Regions from separate parts of the Homo sapiens genome. Here region 2 is linked to region 1. Evidence: read pairs that join two places in POLR2A ChIA-PET (ENCODE). Cell type or tissue: OCI-LY7. All regions are shown on one strand. Each heading gives the region's core, and the rest is flanking DNA. Links, peaks and the distances in the headings are about the cores only. Region 1 overlaps CD86 (CD86 molecule). Region 2 overlaps POLQ (DNA polymerase theta).

Region 1 (4,396 bases), core at 101-4,100:
CAAATTAGAAAACATGTTGGCAAAAGGTACATGAAAATAAGCACTCTTGTGTTGATCAGAGCATAAACGTATAATCTCAGGGGAGAACAATTTGCAACTATTCTTCAACCCTTTGGTCAAACGATTCTGCTTCTAGGAATATAGCTTACTCCCACCTGTGTGATATGGCATATAATCAAGGTTTTCCATTGCAACAAAAGATTGGAAACAACGTTAAGTATCCATCACTAGTGGTCTGGAAATATATATATATTATTGTCATCCAATAGAATACAATAGACTAATATGCAACTTTTAGCATGAGGATACTCGTTACATGCTGATACAGAATAATCTCCAAGGTAGTCATATGTGTGCAAAACCGTACATAGTATGCTACCATTTGTGCTTAAAAATAAAAAGAAAACAGAATATGGGTCAATGTTTTTGTTTAGTTTTGTCTAAAGTAACTTTAAGTAGAGGCAAGAAACTGGTAACATGTAACAGTGATCACCCCTGTTACCTCTGTGGAAGAAAACTAGACAGCTAAGGGACAAGGCTGGGAGGCAGACTTGCTTTCCACTATTTATCACCTTTATCTTTCAAATTTAGTACCATCTACATTTAGTACCATGATCTATTCAAAAATATTTATTAAAAAAAGAAAAGGTATAGTCTAGAAGGAAAAAAAACATAACAGACACTTCTAGCCCAATGTCCTGCACTGGGTGCTATGAGAGCAGAGGAAAGAAACACATATGGCTTCTAGACAACACCGTCTGGGGCATACATTTCTGCTATTCGATCAAGAATAGTTGTGCATCTTTTCCTGGAAAGAATTGATTTGTTTTTATCAACAGACCTATGAATTTAGTGGACAGACCTGTGAATTAATTCACTGGTTAGGTTTTCCTTTTTACATTGGCTGTTAAAAAGCTATAAGCCAAATTTATGTCCCCCTCAGTGCAAATTGGGCAGATTTCTAGGGCAAGCATTTAGCACTGGCCTTGTCCTTGGCTCTGTATCATATTCCTGTATTTGGTTTGCTTTTCCACCTGTTTCTCATGTTGGTCATCTTTCCTGTGTATGGCCATACCATCCTGAATGTGCCTGATCGCATCTAATGTTGGTCACCTCTCCTTATTCTTTGCTTCCTTATAAGCCACTAAGCAGCCTTTTTGGTGCTAGTTAGGGTAAGTGCGTGGGTAGTGAAGGAGGGAGGAGGGAGAGGAAGAAAGAAGATAGAGGTTATAAAGCAAAGCATATCCTTTTTCTTGGCTTCATCATGTAGATTAAGTGAATTGCTCTCAAAGCGTGGTCCTTAGGCCGGCAGCATTGTCATCACCTTATGTTGTTAAACATAAAAATTCATGGGTTTCATCCCAACTTACTAAGCCAGACTTTCTGTGGTTGAGGCCCAGGAAACTCTCCAGGTGATTTTTACTCACATTCAAGTTTGAGAACCACAGGAAAACAAAAGGAAGGCAGATTTCTAAGCGTAAATGCAATACTAACCGATTGCCCCCATCATGCCTGTTATGTTGGTCAAGATAAATAATACTAGCTACTGCAATAATCAATCCCTCAAATTTTATTTTTTGCCAATATCACAATCCATTGTAGATCAGTTGTGGGAGAGGTGTAAAGAGAGCTGCTTTATTAGTTTATTAAGCAAACCAGATCTCTTCCATTGTGAGACTTTGCGATTTTCTAGGCCCTTGGACATTTCCTCTGGATCCCCTGCTGCTAAGAAGGCAGGAGAGGGAGGAAAGAGAAGAGACTTTAGCAGCCAGATCTGGAAGAAACATCTTTTCTGCCCACAATTCCATTGGCTAGAAGCCAGTCTCATGGCCTGTATAACTGCAGGGGAGGCTGGGAAATGTGACCTATCGATGGAGCTAAGAGCAAAAGGAAATGGCTTTGATGAAGCCCTGGCATTGTCTCTGCACACCCGAGAACCCAAGTGAATCCCAAACTCCACGTCCAGGTCATGTTTTGGTGAACATCGGTTTTCAGTTTCCTTTTCTAATCAAGTTTTACCTTTTTTTTTCTCGACTCTAGCACTATGGGACTGAGTAACATTCTCTTTGTGATGGCCTTCCTGCTCTCTGGTAAGAACCTTTCAGCTTTGTTAAGTCCTGGAATCCTACTGTCTCCTGATGAGTCTGACCACAGCAAGCCCAGGCCTGAGACTTGGTGGGTTTTACTCACTTTCTACTGAGCATTGTACAAGACCACATGCAAAAAAGACTTTCCTGGAGAAGAAGGAAGTGTTATGATTGAGAGCAGCTGATGGCAGGCAGCTGGGATGGAGCTCTCCCCCCCGTGTGCTTCTTCCTCCTCTGCAGTCTCACATCAGTGAGCCTAGATGCTCAGAGTAGGGTAGCCTGGCCCATCCCATGGGGATGGGGGAAGGCTGCTGCACTGAGGCCCCTGAGACTTGACTCTTTTGTTCCACACATATTCTCTTCTGGTCTTCTCTGACCCTGTTTCTGTCTTTCTCAGGCTCCTAGGAAACAACTGACAGAATTCCAAAAGTCTCCCTTCATTCGGAGCACTGGCTTTCACGTCCCTGACTTCCCTACCCTCTCTCACTCCCTTCCCTACAGCCCATGCACATACCTCATGGTTGCCACGGCTTCCTGACAACTATGGATGTTCAGCTAATTGTGTCAGCTGATTTATAGTGGAGCCAATGAAGCTGAAGCTTCAGAGCCCTCCATTTGCACAACCCTTTCTAAATCCCCCTCAAGACCCTGTGAAGGGCCCCCTAGCAGTGTGGTCACCTGTCTTATGCTTTGGTAAAATTTGAATAAGTAAGATATTGTAACCACAATAAGTTATGACCACTGTCTCCTTCCTCTGCAACTTTTCCCTCCATGCCATTCTCCTGTCTGGTGGTGTTAGCAGTCAGGGGCATTTTGTATTTGAATTCTACATTCTTTTTCTTAACTATCCACCACCTCCCCTCAAAATTTTAACAGCATCCAGCCTCACAAAACTCAGATCTTCCCTGTTTACAGTTCCACTTTGAGTTTCAGTTTCTTCATCTATAAACAGGAGTTGGCTGCGGTCCCTGCCATGTATCCTGTGACTCAGTGTCTCGTAGTTACTCCTGGCCCACCCCTTCCTGCTGCTCCTTGTCTCCACCTGCAGGCCTGAGAGGGAAGCCACCCCACTAAGACAGGGAGGTGAACTGAGCCTGAAGTTTGGCTACAGCACCCACAGGCCACCAGCCATGAGTTCACCTCCTCCAGATGGCCACACACCAGGCCCTTGGCCACTGTCCCCATGTCTGCTGTGGATGATGAGGAGTCAGGGAACTACAAAGAGATGGTCCCTCAGATCCATGCTGGCTGGGATAAGCCTTTTCAGATTTCTGTTTTTCTGCTTAGCACCTTGAGCTTGTGGAGTCCTTGAGTGCAAGGTCTGTAGATGTGCCAGCTGATCACTGACTTAGGTAACAACAGCAGCTTCCAACCCCCAGGGCCCATGACCTGCTACCTTAGCTCCTGGGGATGTGGGAGGTATGTGTGTGTCAGAGAGCAAGGCAAGAAGACTCTAGAGAACATTATCCAGTAAGATTCCCTTCTCATCCCACTTCTTATTTATTTATTTTATTTATTTTATTTTTTGAGACAGCATCTTTCTCTGTCACCCAGGCTGGAGTACAGTGGCACAGTCACAGCTCACTGTGGCCTCGATTACCTGGGCTCAAGCAATTCTCCCACCTCAGCCTCCCCAAGTGCTAGAATTATATGCATGAGCCATCGCACATGACTTATTTTATTTATTTGATAAATGCATATATACACACAGTCATGAATCGTTTAACAACAGGGGTACGTTCTGAGAAACACATTATTAGGCGATTTTGTCATTGTATAATCATCATAGGGTGTCCTTACACAAAACTAGATAGCATAGCCTGCTCCATACTTAGGCTACCTGGCACAGCCTATTGCTCCTAGGCTACAAGCCTGCACAGCATGTTACTGTGCTGAATACTGTAGGTGTTGTAACACAATGGTATGTATTTTTGTATCTGAACATATCTAAGCATAGAAAAGATACAGTAAAAATATGGTGTTATAATCTTATGGGACCACCATTGTATATGACTGAAATGTGGCTGTGCAATACATGACAGTATATGCATATATATATATATCCCTTACTTTGTGCCTGGTACTGTTCTAAGTACCTCATAAATATTAACTCATTTGAGCCTCACAATAACTCTCTGCTTTAGGTCTTGTTGTTATTTCCCATTTTAAGATGTGGACACTAAAGCCCAGAGAGATGAAGTAATTTACCCAAGATCGACAGAGCTACTAAGTGGCAGAGCTTGGATTCACACCCAGCAATGTAGATTTAGCATTCGTTCACTTGACTCTTCTCCTAACTCTTGTGGTAA
Region 2 (4,396 bases), core at 321-4,320, 660 kb before region 1:
TTGCCATCTGCAAGTAAAGTGAATAACAGATGTGAAGTAGCCAATCACAGACAGCCTTTGGAAGAAGTGATGTAACTGGTCCTCATCATGATGCATGTATGAATATCCTGTTACTGCTACCAATTCCACAAACTTACTAGCTCAAAACAATTCAAATAATTGTCTTGCAGTTCTAAAGGACAGAGGTCCAAAATGGTCTTAACTGGGCTAGAGTCAAGGTGTTGGCGGGGCTACATCCCTTCAAAAGGTTCTAGGAGAGAATCCATTTCCTTACCTTTTCCAATTTTTTGAGGGTTCCTGCATTCCTTGGCTCATGGCCCCTTCTTCCAACTTTAAAGCCAGCAGTGTAGCATCTTCAAATCTTTCTCTGTTTCTGTTGTCACATCTTCCCTGACTCTGACCATCTGCTTCCCTCTTATAAAGACCCTGGTGATTACAATGGAACCATTCAGATAATCCAGGATAATCCCCCACCTCAAGATCTCTAACTTAATCACATCAACAAGGTCCCTTTTGCCATGTAATATAATAGTTCACAGATTTTAGGAATTAGGATGTGAACTTTGGGGTGGGGGGCATTATTCTGCATAACACAATGTGCATTTCTTATTTACACAGTGGTTGTGGTTTGAAGAACTATCAGTGAAGTTTGAATTTCATGCAGTTACTCACAGTTAATATCCACTGGTAACTGAAATTTGAATTGTGTTGCAGGGGAGACTCATGTTATTAAGTAAACCATAGTAACTGGGATTTGTGCACATCTGAATCATGCAAAATGGGGATGGCCTGTTTCAGGTCCAGCTGACAGGTCAAACAGAATGAGAAAATGCATGTGACTACACATGCTGGGCCATGGCTGCAGAGAATGAGGCAGAAGGGACTTTTGCTTGCCCTCATGTTTGAAGAACACTCACAGGTAAACAGATTGAGCTTTCTCTTGTGCCAGATCTTTCAAGCCTACCAGAATACTGACAGCACTTCAGCTTCTGAGAAACATAGTACAGGTAAATATGGAAAAAGAAATAATGATATTCTTCCCTCTTACTGCTGCCATCTCTGCCTTTCTCACCCTGCCACCCCAAAAAAACTATGTCTAAGTCTCTTATGCATTAATACCCAACTACTGATAATGCATTACATTTTATAAAGCAACTATCTTTTTTCATTATTCTGATTAATAAACATAAAAGAGCTCTTCTGGTAACTGATTAAGAATATAATCAGTGTTTCCTATGAACAAGCTATGGAGTAACTAAATAAGGGACACTCTTAGACCAACTATAATTTTTAACAAAACAATTGTTGATATAAAGTTTCTCATAAATTCATTTTATTTCAACAGCAAAAAGATTAGCTCCATCCCTCTGATTGGGATCACAAAGTACAATCTTTTCAGCATGGGTTTTCTCACCATGCCACAAACAGAAAGAGGCACTAAGGGACTGATAAGGGGGTATTTTCTGTCTCTGGCAGTATTATATTGACCTGCAATAAAAACATCTGATCTTACAGAACAGGATACCTCTTGAAGAGGTATAGTTTATTTTATAATATGTAAGTATTCCAAATACATTCATTGTATGAATTAGGGAAGGAAAAGCAATAAGAAACATTTCATGAATATTCATTCCTACACTCCAACCATACCAAGTCTTACTACTTTATAGAATTCATAATTTATTAGCCAATACTATTTTAAAATACTATTTCCGTACTGTAAAATTGATATTAGAGGAAAAAAAGTCACACACGATGCCTACCACCACCAGGGTGAAACCAAATCTTTATCTGCCTATGGCTGCTGTCTGGGTCGATTGAGGCAGCAGCTTCATTTTCTTCATGGTTTACCCAGACAGATGTGGAACCAAAGTGCTAAGTGCATATTTCAAGCATCTGTTCTGAATATGTTTAAAGCCACAGTAAGTTACAAAAGGCAAATTCATAGATGCTCTTTGAAAGTGAATGTAACTATTATACTTGGTATTCTACTTCCCCCACGCCCCCAGAAGTTTTTGATGCTATAGACACTGATATATAGTTTGAAACTCTCACTATAAAATTACTAGGCTAAGTCTATCAAGACTTGAAAGTTTGTTTTGCTGAGGTAGGTGAAAGGGTAATCTCTGTTCTTTCCAGGTGACTGCATCTGCACAGGCTTCCCTGGGAGGACTTCATCAACAGCACAGTTACACATCAAAGTCCTTTAGCTCTCCCCAGCTGGCGCCTATTTTCACTTTCACTTTCAATTTCACAGACAGTTTTACAGCACTTTCCATTTCATTCTTGACAATCTGAGCTACCTAAGGAAAAAAAAAATGTAGTTAACAAACTGCCCAGTCAAAGAATGTTTCCCAAACCATCCCCTGAGAAAGTTATAAACCAGACTGGAGCTCTTCACCCAATGGTGCTTAAAATGCTAAATCAGAAAAAATAAAAAATAAAATAAATAAATGAATAAATAAAAAGACATCTCATACTCTTCTTCACTGATGAGCAGGAATTTCTGAAAGTTTTTGCTAGAATGCTTGGAGCTTAGAAACCCTAAGGGAAAGACTCCAAATTTTTGTTTAATTCCTCCAAGACAAAAACATCTTGCATTGGCAATTCTTCACTTATTAAGAACTAGTACAAAACGGAACACTCTTAGCTCCTTTTCTACCTGTAAGGACTCAATATTTATACAGCCATCCCAGGGCTAGGGTAGAGTTCCAAAATCCTCATGCACAGGAAACAAAGCTGTCGGCCTGACAATACAGTGTCTTGTCTTCCTATGGAATGGACACAAGCATTGCAAAAATACCTGAACAACATCTTCTTCTGCCACTTCATATAGGAGTTCATCATGGAGTTGAAGGATGAAGAAGCCTCCTCTGATTGGGCAGAACATCCCTTGCAGTTTTCTCTTTCGTGACAATCCTACTTCATGAAAAAGGAGCAAAACTGATCAGCATGTCGCTAAGTCATAGGAGAATGTTTTTAGAGATTCTGAGTAACTCTGAGGAATTTTAATGAGAAGATTAAAACACACAAGAATAAGAACTATCAGGAAAATAACTACTTGCTGGTCGCTACCTACCCTAAGTATCCGGTATAAACTCACAAACTTCCTCCTAGAAAGAAGGAGTCTCCCAAAGAAGTCAGTAAATGGGGTGTGAGGAACTCTGCTCCAAGCTCTAGTCCAACTTATTTCTCATGAATAACTAACATTTTCTCTATCCATGGAGTCCCCCAACCACCATCTGAGTAATAGCACCAGGGAGGTATGGGGCCTGATTCCTGCCCCAGGAAAGCAAACTAATATTGTTAGGCACTGTTTCTTAAGGGGGACACTCCCTCATGTCTTTTTATGGCCAGAAGTGTCATCGTGATAGAACTGGTGCTTCCCCAATTGAACCGTACACACTCCAAACAAGTAATTGTAAAACCTAGGCTCCCAAAGTGGACTTCAGAGAGTACATAAACCCCTTGCAGTTATATGTAAGAGTCTATGTCTGTACGTTTTTCTGTGGAGATAATCCATACCTTCCAGTAGCCATAACTCCAAAATATATACTAGACTTAGTTACTATTTCCTCATTAGCTGGATCTAGTGGTACAGATTATGCCCTTCTGACCAAAAAGATAAAGCTCAACATGAACACCTTTACTGGAACTGCCTTTACTTGTTTGCTTAAACCTCACAGTAGTCATCTTCCTTTCTGTTGTCCAAATTCCCTACTTATCTTTCAGGTCCAGCATGAGTAACATCTCCCTCAGTATCTGGTGCTTCCCTCAGGGAGAGAGTTCTTCAACTGTCACTATCTGCAGTGCCAGTTTGCTCAGAGGTGGCTCTCACACAGTAAGCAAACAAAATCACCTGAGGCTGCAGCAAGCTGCTTCCACACTAGGACTGCAAAGGCTGTACCTCTGTTCACCTGTTCAGCTGAAATCGGATCTGCCCCATGAAGCCACACTTGGCTCACACCATTGACTGTCTGGATGCTCTAGCTTTTCTGCTTTCTGATGACCATGCCTTTGCCCTCTTGATTTCCCTTGGCTACCTGGCTTCTGACCTAGAATGCCATGATGCTCTTGTTCCCCATATGGTCTGCTTCCTCATGCTCACCTTCCTTTCATCCTACTGACCTAGTGCTACTTTAAGCTGGCATGACATCATGAAGCCATCCTCAGCGACAGAGCCATATCGCCTTCCACTGACTCTTAAAGTCATTACTGTCTGTATCCTCATTTTGACATTTATCACTCTGCTGTGTGGAATTAATACAAATACTTCAGTCAGGTATCATATCTTCCTCTCCTTTCTTAAATAGAACTTAAATTTAAAGATAGATTGATAACTTTTACTTCTAAATCCCCAAAGCACACAGCACAGTATTACTCCCCAAATGAGTTT

What was found. ChIA-PET counts read pairs that join two places held together with the same protein. Peaks named below come from ENCODE experiments on the same cell type or tissue, not always from the same donor. Only the 100,000 strongest peaks of a DNase experiment are listed, where the experiment ranks them.
Region 2: POLR2A ChIA-PET joins it to region 1 with 5 read pairs; 1 of 35 experiments calls an interaction of 5 or more read pairs at or near these places.

What each region holds. Positions count from the first base shown.
Region 1 is chr3:122,089,561-122,093,956 of GRCh38, forward strand. It overlaps CD86 (CD86 molecule), which reads left to right. Exons shown (of 7, transcript NM_175862.5): 2 at 2,041-2,090. Among named protein-coding and RNA genes, the nearest start is that of CD86, 36 kb to the left of the region's middle. RefSeq lists an enhancer at 2,824-2,933. In OCI-LY7, for the core only: CTCF peaks have their summits at 3,140 (motif pointing left) and 3,343; DNase peaks (open chromatin) are centred at 2,291, 2,714 and 3,131; H3K4me3 peaks cover 1,523 bases; H3K27ac peaks cover 2,109 bases.
Region 2 is chr3:121,430,115-121,434,510 of GRCh38, forward strand. POLQ (DNA polymerase theta) reads right to left here. Exons shown (of 30, transcript NM_199420.4): 29 at 2,804-2,919; 30 at 1,317-2,303. The coding sequence ends at 2,190. Among named protein-coding and RNA genes, the nearest start is that of POLQ, 110 kb to the right of the region's middle. RefSeq lists an enhancer at 2,145-2,194. In OCI-LY7, for the core only: no CTCF peak of the experiment used is centred there; a DNase peak (open chromatin) is centred at 2,207.